2 separate regions of the Homo sapiens genome follow, and region 2 is linked to region 1. A link is a loop called in an ENCODE intact Hi-C map of the cell type or tissue named here. Cell type or tissue: OCI-LY7. All regions are shown on one strand. Links, peaks and the distances in the headings refer to the core of each region. The heading gives the core; the rest is flanking DNA.

Evidence for each region. Hi-C counts contacts between places; a loop is a spot of excess contacts. Peaks named below come from ENCODE experiments on the same cell type or tissue, not always from the same donor. Only the 100,000 strongest peaks of a DNase experiment are listed, where the experiment ranks them.
Region 2: it touches region 1 in a loop (2.8-fold over the local background); 2 of 110 quality-filtered maps call a loop at or near these places.

What each region holds. Positions count from the first base shown.
Region 1 is chr5:141,352,462-141,358,000 of GRCh38, forward strand. All of the region lies in intron 1 of PCDHGA1 (protocadherin gamma subfamily A, 1), which reads left to right. All of the region lies in intron 1 of PCDHGA2 (protocadherin gamma subfamily A, 2), which reads left to right. The region is part of intron 1 of PCDHGA3 (protocadherin gamma subfamily A, 3); the gene reads left to right. It overlaps PCDHGB1 (protocadherin gamma subfamily B, 1), which reads left to right. Exons shown (of 4, transcript NM_018922.3): 1 at 1-208. It also overlaps PCDHGA4 and PCDHG@. In OCI-LY7, for the core only: CTCF peaks have their summits at 2,509 and 2,708; a DNase peak (open chromatin) is centred at 2,520.
Region 2 is chr5:141,190,010-141,195,548 of GRCh38, forward strand. PCDHB9 (protocadherin beta 9) reads left to right here. Exons shown (of 1, transcript NM_019119.5): 1 at 1-1,532. PCDHB10 (protocadherin beta 10) reads left to right here and starts at 2,344. Exons shown (of 1, transcript NM_018930.4): 1 at 2,344-5,539. The coding sequence starts at 2,544. The coding sequence ends at 4,946. It also overlaps PCDHB@. RefSeq lists an enhancer at 4,207-4,732. In OCI-LY7, for the core only: CTCF peaks have their summits at 2,284 (motif pointing right) and 2,488; a DNase peak (open chromatin) is centred at 2,312.

The DNA.
Region 1 (5,539 bases), core at 235-5,234:
GGTTCCTCCCAACCACAGCGAGGGGACTTTGCCCTATTCCTACAATCTATGTATTGCCTCTCATTCTGCAAAGACAGAGTTTAATTCTCTCAACCTGACACCGGAAATGGCTCCCCCTCAGGATCTGCTGTGTGATGATCCTTCTATGGTTGTATGTGCCAGTAATGAAGATCACAAAATCGCTTATGACCCTTCTTTGTCTTCGCACGTGAGTTTCTGCAAATCTAGTTAAATTTTATATATGGCGGCCGGGCGCGGTGGCTCAAGCCTGTAATCCCAGCACTTAACCAGGCTGAGGCAGGTGGATCACTTGAGGTCAGGAGTTTGAGACCAGCATAGCCAAGATGGTAAAACCCGGTCTACTAAAATTACAAAAATTAGTTGGGTGTGGTGGCACGCGCCTGTAGTCCCAGTTACTCAGGAAGCTGAGACAGGAGGATCGCTTGAGCCCGGGAGGTGGAGATTGTAGTGAGCCAAGAGTGTGCCACTGCACTCCAGCCTGGGTGATGGGAGGGAAACTGTCTAAAAAAACAAACAAACAAAAATTATATATTGCATTTTCTTCTCATTGGTGTATAAGTAATTTTGATTTTCTTTCATTGTTCTAGTGATGGTATCTACTGCGGGAGGGGGTACTAGATAGATGGAGATTGCTTTCTTGATTGCTCAGTAGTCTTGGCAATTTAATTTTCAATCTTTACTGTTGGCATTTCTGTATGGTTGGCAAATCTTGCTAAAGAGACCTGTTTCCTAGATGTTAACACTTAGTAATAGCAGTGCCTTTTCTTAGTTGATATGCAATACTATATTTTCAAGTCATTTTATTCTTAGCTCTTTATAAATGTATTTAGAGTTCTTCCCACCCAAGTTAAAGTTCATCAATTACATTAATTATGTAATTGATGTAATTATGTATTAATGTAATTATGTAATTAATGTAATCTTCATCAATTACATTCTAGTTTGTCTTTTTGCAGCAACATGTATGTTTAATACAGCCTTCCAATTATTAAGACTCTTAACACTTTGTCTCATCACAAGTAGCAAATATTGTCCAATTTTATATTTGCATCACTAACTTTGAGTCAATATTATTCCCACTCTATAATTTCAGTCAATGATATTTCATAATTTTCTTAACCATTCCTAAATTATTTGTTTTTATGCTCTTTCTATTTTGTCTCTATTAAAACAAAGAATGTAATGAACATTTGGGTTTATAAAGCGTTTTCCATACTTCTTGTTTCTTTAGTGTAGATTTCTGAGGAATTAGTTAAATCTATAAACATGTTGAGATTTTTTTAATGCATACTGTCAAATTTATTTCCAAACATCTTATTTCACCTCTCAATCATCCGCAGTTTGTGCGGTCTTTGAGGATTGTGAAAAACACGTTTAATCTACTCTCTCAAAGTCTGAGGGTTTTTAAATTCTGTATAGCTAATGCCCTTTTGTATGAGTCATTTCTACTGCTAATTGTTAAGTGAGGAATAAGCTTAAGAACTGATGTACTGCTTTATCTCAAATTTTCACAGATTAGTAAATTACTGTAAGTATTCATAAGAAAGAAAGCGATGGCACATGCAATGATAATCCATGTTCGGCTACCAAAACATTTCCTTTTACTGGCTATTTCTAAAATGAGAGCTAAAGTAAAGTTAGAAATTGTAAAATAATACTGAATGTGTCATGTGAAAAAATCACTAAACTATTATCTGCACTTTATAGTTATTCAGTCTAACTTTTCTTTTTATTTCTTTTTTATTTTTAAGATCAGAGTTATTTACCCATTGTTTTAGGCTTTGCATTTGAACTGGTCATTCATGAAACATTGAAAGGTTTCATAAAAATTACTACTCTATGAAAGGTATTGTTCTAAAGATTGAGAACACATTGTGAACAAGATAGTCATATGCATAGCTTGTGGCCAAGAATCTACTGTACACAAAATTAAGGAGCAAATTCTCTTCCCAAACCTATTATCCTATTTGTCAATCTCATTTGTACAGGGTAAGGCTAACTCTTGAACAGTAGGTGAGTTTTTTGCAAGGGAATTGAAGCATTGCCCCAGGTTCTAGAGGGTCAACTCCTGTGAGGAAACTTGTTACTGCATAAATTGGGACTAAAGCCAGACCTCCAAGTTCCTGTCCCACTGTCTTTTCACTTATCTGTCTCATCCATTTTTCAAGTCCACCTTTGTCTTTAGGAGAGATAATTATGTCCCTCACACAATACGCTATACTGAGAATGGGCTGTGGGGATGAACAATGTGAAAACTGAAAAGAGGAAGAACACATCTTAGGAAAAAAATCGTCATATTTTCTCTAAGAAAATAAATAACTTCATAAAGTTTATTGTACAGGAAGACTTGGATCATTCTTGAATTTTCATTGCAAATCAAAAACAGGAATTTGACTTTATTATCTTGGGAGAAATAGGAATAGAAAAGTGTATAAAAAATAAACTTTTTTTAACCAAGAATAAATTGCAGTAACAGGTTAAGACTCTGGGTGTCGCTGTTCACCAATCAGGGGGAAAAGACAAACCAGAAATTTAATCAGAATCACAAGATTTCTGCAGCACAAAGCACTGGCTCTGGAGCTTTATGAAAGCTTCAAGCGGAAGCCCTGAGAGCTCTGGCTGTGAATGCACTTTATTTTGGACCCAGAAGATCCTGGGGCTCCTCAGGCCTCGACAGAGGGAAAACCGAAGCACAGGCGACTCCGCGGCGGGGTTGTAATGGCGGCGCCTCCTGCTCGCCCAGACCACACCCGGCTGCTCCAGATCTGCCTTCTCCTGGGGGTTCTGGTGGAAATCAGGGCCGAACAGATTCTCTACTCGGTGTTTGAGGAGCAGGAAGAAGGCTCAGTGGTGGGCAACATCGCCAAGGACCTGGGGTTGGCGCCCCGGGAGCTGGCGGAGCGCGGAGTCCGCATCGTCTCCAGAGGTAGGACGCAGCTTTTCGCCCTGAACCCGCGCAGCGGCACCTTGGTCACCGCGGGTAGGATAGACAGGGAGGAGCTCTGCGACAGATCTCCAAACTGTGTGACAAACCTGGAGATTCTTCTAGAAGATACAGTGAAGATTTTGCGGGTAGAGGTGGAAATAATCGATGTTAATGATAACCCACCCAGTTTTGGGACAGAACAGAGGGAAATAAAAGTTGCTGAAAATGAAAATCCTGGGGCAAGATTTCCTCTTCCTGAAGCTTTTGATCCGGATGTAGGTGTAAACTCCCTGCAGGGTTACCAGCTCAACTCAAACGGTTACTTTTCCCTGGACGTGCAAAGTGGGGCCGATGGGATTAAGTACCCAGAGCTGGTGCTGGAACGCGCTCTAGATCGCGAGGAAGAGGCGGTTCACCACCTCGTTCTCACGGCCTTCGATGGAGGTGACCCGGTTCGCTCTGGCACTGCCAGGATTCTCATAATACTTGTGGATACCAACGATAATGCTCCCGTGTTCACTCAGCCCGAGTACCACGTAAGTGTTCGTGAGAACGTTCCTGTAGGCACTCGGCTACTCACCGTAAAAGCCACTGATCCAGATGAAGGAGCCAATGGAGACGTGACGTATTCTTTCCGGAAAGTAAGAGACAAAATATCACAGCTATTTCAGTTGAATTCTCTGAGTGGGGATATAACAATATTGGGGGGTCTAGATTATGAGGACTCTGGATTCTATGACATAGATGTAGAAGCCCATGATGGGCCTGGTCTCCGAGCTAGAAGCAAGGTACTGGTGACAGTTCTGGATGAAAATGACAACGCACCAGAAGTCACAGTTACATCTCTCACCAGCTCAGTCCAGGAATCTTCTTCCCCGGGTACAGTAATTGCACTTTTCAACGTGCATGACAGTGACTCAGGAGGAAATGGCCTAGTCACATGTTCTATTCCAGATAATCTGCCATTCACACTTGAAAAGACCTATGGAAATTATTATCGGTTGTTGACACACAGAACACTGGACAGGGAAGAAGTCTCAGAATATAACATCACTGTAACTGCCACTGACCAGGGAACTCCTCCACTGTCTACAGAAACTCATATTTCACTGCAAGTGATGGACATCAATGACAACCCACCCACTTTCCCTCATGCTTCCTACTCTGCTTACATTCCTGAAAACAACCCCAGAGGAGCCTCCATCTTATCTATGACTGCTCAAGACCCTGACAGTGGTGACAATGCCCGAATCACTTACTCCCTGGCCGAAGACACCTTCCAGGGTGCACCTCTGTCCTCCTATGTCTCCATCAACTCCAATACAGGGATCCTATATGCTCTTTGCTCCTTCGACTATGAGCAGTTTAGAGACCTGCAGCTGCTGATGACAGCCAGTGACAGTGGAGACCCTCCACTCAGCAGCAATGTGTCACTGAGCCTCTTTGTGCTGGACCAGAACGACAATGTCCCTGAGATCCTGTACCCCACCTTCCCTACTGATGGCTCCACTGGTGTGGAGCTGGCACCCCGCTCCGCAGATTCCGGCTACCTGGTGACCAAAGTGGTGGCAGTGGACAGAGACTCAGGTCAGAATGCCTGGCTGTCCTACAGCCTACTCAAGTCCAGCGAGCCGGGACTATTTGCAGTGGGGCTGCACACAGGCGAGGTGCGCACCGCACGGGCCCTGCTGGACAGAGACGCGCTCAAGCAGAGGCTTGTAGTGGTCGTCCAGGACCATGGCCAGCCCCCTCTCTCGGCCACCGTCACACTCACTGTGGCTGTGGCCGACAGCATCCCAGATGTCCTGGCTGACTTGGGCAGCCTCAAGCCTTCAGCAGACCCAGACGACTCGGGCCTCACACTCTATCTCGTGGTGGCAGTGGCCGCTGTCTCCTGCGTCTTCCTGGCTTTTGTCACGGTGCTGCTAGCACTCAAGCTGAGACGCTGGCACAAGTCACGCCTGCTTCACGCTGAAGGCAGCAGGTTGGCAGGTGTGCCTGCCTCGCACTTTGTGGGCGTGGACGGGGTTCGGGCTTTCCTGCAGACCTATTCCCACGAGGTCTCCCTCACCGCGGACTCGCGGAAGAGTCACCTGATCTTCTCCCAACCCAGCTATGCAGACACGCTCATCAGCCGGGAGAGTTGTGAGAAAAGCGAGCCTCTTCTGATAACTCAGGATTTACTTGAAACAAAAGGAGACCCTAATCTTCAGGTGAGTCAATCTTATAATAGATCATACCACACTGAAATATAGACAAAGAGTTGTGTAAATGTCTCTCATTTTATATGTAATATATCAAATAAAGTTGCCTCTTTTAATATTTTATTGCTTTAAAGAAAACTGGTGGATGACCTTCCAATAATGATCAACAGTATTTACCACACAAAAATGTTGTTTATTACTTATCCTTTTTGGTCTTCATTCAGTTGTAGTTTCAGCCAGAATTTTCTAATTTTACAACTCTGAGCCACCTCATTTCCTTAAATTTCCTTTTCTGTGCTGGGTGTGGTGGCTCACACCTGTAATCCTAACACTTTGGGAGTGTGAGGAGGACGGATTGCCTGAGCTCAGGAGTTCGAGACCAGTCTGG
Region 2 (5,539 bases), core at 245-5,244, 160 kb before region 1:
TTCTTCTTTTCCTAAAACTTTTTACTTGTTAAAATAGTCTGCTGCATGTAATATGTGCTTTTACTATTTGATATTTCTTCTATTTTTCTTTTGAAACCGGTGTTCTTATTGGTTTGCCATCCTTGTTCATTACAACTGTTTTTTGTTTGTTTGTTTGTTTTTTGGTTTGTTTGTTTTTTTTTTTTTTGAGACGGAGTCTCGCTCTGTCGCCCAGGCTGGAGTGCAGTGGCGCGATCTCAGCTCACTGCAACCTCCGCCTCCCAGGTTCAAGCGATTCTCCTGCCTCAGCCTCCAGAGTATCTGGGACTACAGTTGCATGTCACCACGTTCGGCTAATTTTTGTATTTTCAGTAGAGACGGGTTTCATCATGGTGGCCAGGATGGTCTATCTCTTGACCTCGTGATCCACCCCACTCAGCCTCCCAAATTGCTGGGATTTACAGGCATGAGCCACCGCACCCAGCCTACAATAATTTTCTTAAACTTTACCTTTTATTTTAAAGTTCTAGTTTCCCGGCATTGATAGTTCCCTATTTGAAATATAATGTTTCTCTTGTAAGTGATATGATAAATAAACCCCTAATTAGCCTTAGAAGAAAAACCACTGCAAGATATTAAGCGTGTGTAAATGGGCTTTAGTCTGGAAACCAAAAAAAAAAAAAAAATTTAGTCATTCTATAGGATCATGTGAAAATATTTAATTTGCTCCTTTTAATTCTGTATAAACAAATCAGAGGTTCCTGAGGTTCCTGTTAAATTTTTAATGGCTAATAGCCCAGTGCCATCCAGTTGAAAAAACAACAGCAATCACAAAGTAGAGGTTTATATTGTGCGGCTTTTATATTCAGCTATTAGAGTGTTATTGGTAGTGTCTAGCCTTTTCCTCCACGACATTCCTTGACTTAATCCATTTGGGCCTATTATAGACAAAATAGAGCTTCTTTCTAGATATAAGGTCTTTGAGGCAGGGCTCAGTGGCTCATTCCTGTAATCCCAGCACTTTGGGAGGCCAAGGCGGGCAGATCACCTTAGGTCACGAGTTTGAGACCAGCCTGACCAACGTTAAGTAACCCCGTCTTTACTAAAAATACAAAATTAGCCAGGCATGGTGGCACATGCTTGTAATCCCAGCTACTCGGGAGGCTGAGGCAGGAGAATCGCTTGAACCCAGGAGGTGGAAGTTGCTTTGAGCCGAGATTGCACCATTGTACTCCAGCCTGGGCAATAAGAGCAAAACTCCATCAAAATAAAATAAAATAAAATATAAAATAACTTAAAAAGAACTTTGAATAAAATTCTATGAAAAAAGACACTAGAATGCTGTTCTTAATTTTAATAGTGTTAAGATAGGTGTTAGTGTGGTCTGTTCTTTACCTCCCTTTATTTGGTGCAGAGAAGTTAGATCCTGCTAAATTTCAATTAAGAGGGGACCTTAAAATAAGGATCAATCTCTTATTTAACCCTGTAAGTTACTTTAAAGCTAATACAAGAAAAACAAAGACAAGTGAAAGTAAGGAAACAGAAATTGCAAAGAGTAAATGAAAGAAAAAAACTTTCAAGTGGTCGGAATTGAAAGGCACTGGAAAACGTTTCAGGTTCTACCCATCTGAGTTTATTTATGCATGTCCTAATACAGGCAGTATTTATTGCTTGTCTGATTTGTCACTCACAGATGATTAGGACATAGTTCCTATCCTTAAGTAGCCCACACATTGAAGAAGAAATAGATTTGCATGAATTAAGAAGCAATAATATTTGCAGGGCAATCATAGTTGTATACACAAGTTTTTATGAGAGAATAGAGGAGGGACAGCTTAAATGCATTATACAAGATTACAGAGTGATGATTCTCCTTAATCAGTGTGATGAGATTTTGAAGTTTGTTGAGGAAGGTGTGAAACATATTTTCTTTGTCTGTTTTGGTGTTCTTATCCCGATGTTTCTGGAAAAGTAAAATCTCCTGTTACTTTGGTGATCCCAGATGTCAGCAACATTTTCCCTTTGATTCTTGACATTGTGTGAGAGTTGTGTCTGAGATGAAAGGACTAGTAGAGAGCTAAATTTAGCACAGTGAGGTGGACAGAGTTATTGCTAGAAACATATTTTCAAGTGTTGAATTTTTAACTTTTCCCAAAAAGAATTGAAGAATCTCAACAATGTGACTATTTCTCTGTCTCAACATTAATTTTTACAAGACAAACGAAAATAAACATGAAAAATTTAAATGAGGCACTAAAGGAAATTGTCTGAATACACACACCCAAATGGGTACAACTACTGAAATCTGGTGGAGGCCACACGGTGGCGCTGCAGGCTAAAGAGACGGTTTGGGAATTGCTCTGAGGATGCTATGCAAGTCACTAATAAAGGAAGACACGGACAGATGAACTTAAAAGAGAAGCTTTAGCTGCCAAAGATTGGGAAAGGGAAAGGACAAAAAAGACCCCTGGGCTACACGGCGTAGGTGCAGGGTTTCCTACTGCTGTTCTTTTATGCTGGGAGCTGTGGCTGTAACCAACTAGGAAATAACGTATGCAGCAGCTATGGCTGTCAGAGAGTTGTGCTTCCCAAGACAAAGGCAAGTCCTGTTTCTTTTTCTTTTTTGGGGAGTGTCCTTGGCAGGTTCTGGGTTTGGACGTTATTCGGTGACTGAGGAAACAGAGAAAGGATCCTTTGTGGTCAATCTGGCAAAGGATCTGGGACTAGCAGAGGGGGAGCTGGCTGCAAGGGGAACCAGGGTGGTTTCCGATGATAACAAACAATACCTGCTCCTGGATTCACATACCGGGAATTTGCTCACAAATGAGAAACTGGACCGAGAGAAGCTGTGTGGCCCTAAAGAGCCCTGTATGCTGTATTTCCAAATTTTAATGGATGATCCCTTTCAGATTTACCGGGCTGAGCTGAGAGTCAGGGATATAAATGATCACGCGCCAGTATTTCAGGACAAAGAAACAGTCTTAAAAATATCAGAAAATACAGCTGAAGGGACAGCATTTAGACTAGAAAGAGCACAGGATCCAGATGGAGGACTTAACGGTATCCAAAACTACACGATCAGCCCCAACTCTTTTTTCCATATTAACATTAGTGGCGGTGATGAAGGCATGATATATCCAGAGCTAGTGTTGGACAAAGCACTGGATCGGGAGGAGCAGGGAGAGCTCAGCTTAACCCTCACAGCGCTGGATGGTGGGTCTCCATCCAGGTCTGGGACCTCTACTGTACGCATCGTTGTCTTGGACGTCAATGACAATGCCCCACAGTTTGCCCAGGCTCTGTATGAGACCCAGGCTCCAGAAAACAGCCCCATTGGGTTCCTTATTGTTAAGGTATGGGCAGAAGATGTAGACTCTGGAGTCAACGCGGAAGTATCCTATTCATTTTTTGATGCCTCAGAAAATATTCGAACAACCTTTCAAATCAATCCTTTTTCTGGGGAAATCTTTCTCAGAGAATTGCTTGATTATGAGTTAGTAAATTCTTACAAAATAAATATACAGGCAATGGACGGTGGAGGCCTTTCTGCAAGATGTAGGGTTTTAGTGGAAGTATTGGACACCAATGACAATCCCCCTGAACTGATCGTATCATCATTTTCCAACTCTGTTGCTGAGAATTCTCCTGAGACGCCGCTGGCTGTTTTTAAGATTAATGACAGAGACTCTGGAGAAAATGGAAAGATGGTTTGCTACATTCAAGAGAATCTGCCATTCCTACTAAAACCTTCTGTGGAGAATTTTTACATCCTAATTACAGAAGGCGCGCTGGACAGAGAGATCAGAGCCGAGTACAACATCACTATCACCGTCACTGACTTGGGGACACCCAGGCTGAAAACCGAGCACAACATAACGGTCCTGGTCTCCGACGTCAATGACAACGCCCCCGCCTTCACCCAAACCTCCTACACCCTGTTCGTCCGCGAGAACAACAGCCCCGCCCTGCACATCGGCAGCGTCAGCGCCACAGACAGAGACTCGGGCACCAACGCCCAGGTCACCTACTCGCTGCTGCCGCCCCAAGACCCGCACCTGCCCCTCGCCTCCCTGGTCTCCATCAACGCGGACAACGGCCACCTGTTCGCCCTCAGGTCGCTGGACTACGAGGCCCTGCAGGCTTTCGAGTTCCGCGTGGGCGCCACAGACCGCGGCTCCCCCGCGCTGAGCAGAGAGGCGCTGGTGCGCGTGCTGGTGCTGGACGCCAACGACAACTCGCCCTTCGTGCTGTACCCGCTGCAGAACGGCTCCGCGCCCTGCACCGAGCTGGTGCCCCGGGCGGCCGAGCCGGGCTACCTGGTGACCAAGGTGGTGGCGGTGGACGGCGACTCGGGCCAGAACGCCTGGCTGTCGTACCAGCTGCTCAAGGCCACGGAGCCCGGGCTGTTCGGTGTGTGGGCGCACAATGGGGAGGTGCGCACCGCCAGGCTGCTGAGCGAGCGCGACGCAGCCAAGCACAGGCTCGTGGTGCTTGTCAAGGACAATGGCGAGCCTCCTCGCTCGGCCACCGCCACGCTGCACTTGCTCCTGGTGGACGGCTTCTCCCAGCCCTACCTGCCTCTCCCGGAGGCGGCCCCGGCCCAGGCCCAGGCCGAGGCCGACTTGCTCACCGTCTACCTGGTGGTGGCGTTGGCCTCGGTGTCTTCGCTCTTCCTCCTCTCGGTGCTCCTGTTCGTGGCGGTGCGGCTGTGCAGGAGGAGCAGGGCGGCCTCGGTGGGTCGCTGCTCGGTGCCCGAGGGTCCTTTTCCAGGGCATCTGGTGGACGTGAGGGGCGCTGAGACCCTGTCCCAGAGCTACCAGTATGAGGTGTGTCTGACGGGAGGCCCCGGGACCAGTGAGTTCAAGTTCTTGAAACCAGTTATTTCGGATATTCAGGCACAGGGCCCTGGGAGGAAGGGTGAAGAAAATTCCACCTTCCGAAATAGCTTTGGATTTAATATTCAGTAAAGTCTGTTTTTAGTTTCATATACTTTTGGTGTGTTACATAGCCATGTTTCTATTAGTTTACTTTTAAATCTCAAATTTAAGTTATTATGCAACTTCAAGCATTATTTTCAAGTAGTATACCCCTGTGGTTTTACAATGTTTCATCATTTTTTTGCATTAATAACAACTGGGTTTAATTTAATGAGTATTTTTTTCTAAATGATAGTGTTAAGGTTTTAATTCTTTCCAACTGCCCAAGGAATTAATTACTATTATATCTCATTACAGAAATCTGAGGTTTTGATTCATTTCAGAGCTTGCATCTCATGATTCTAATCACTTCTGTCTATAGTGTACTTGCTCTATTTAAGAAGGCATATCTACATTTCCAAACTCATTCTAACATTCTATATATTCGTGTTTGAAAACCATGTCATTTATTTCTACATCATGTATTTAAAAAGAAATATTTCTCTACTACTATGCTCATGACAAAATGAAACAAAGCATATTGTGAGCAATACTGAACATCAATAATACCCTTAGTTTATATACTTATTATTTTATCTTTAAGCATGCTACTTTTACTTGGCCAATATTTTCTTATGTTAACT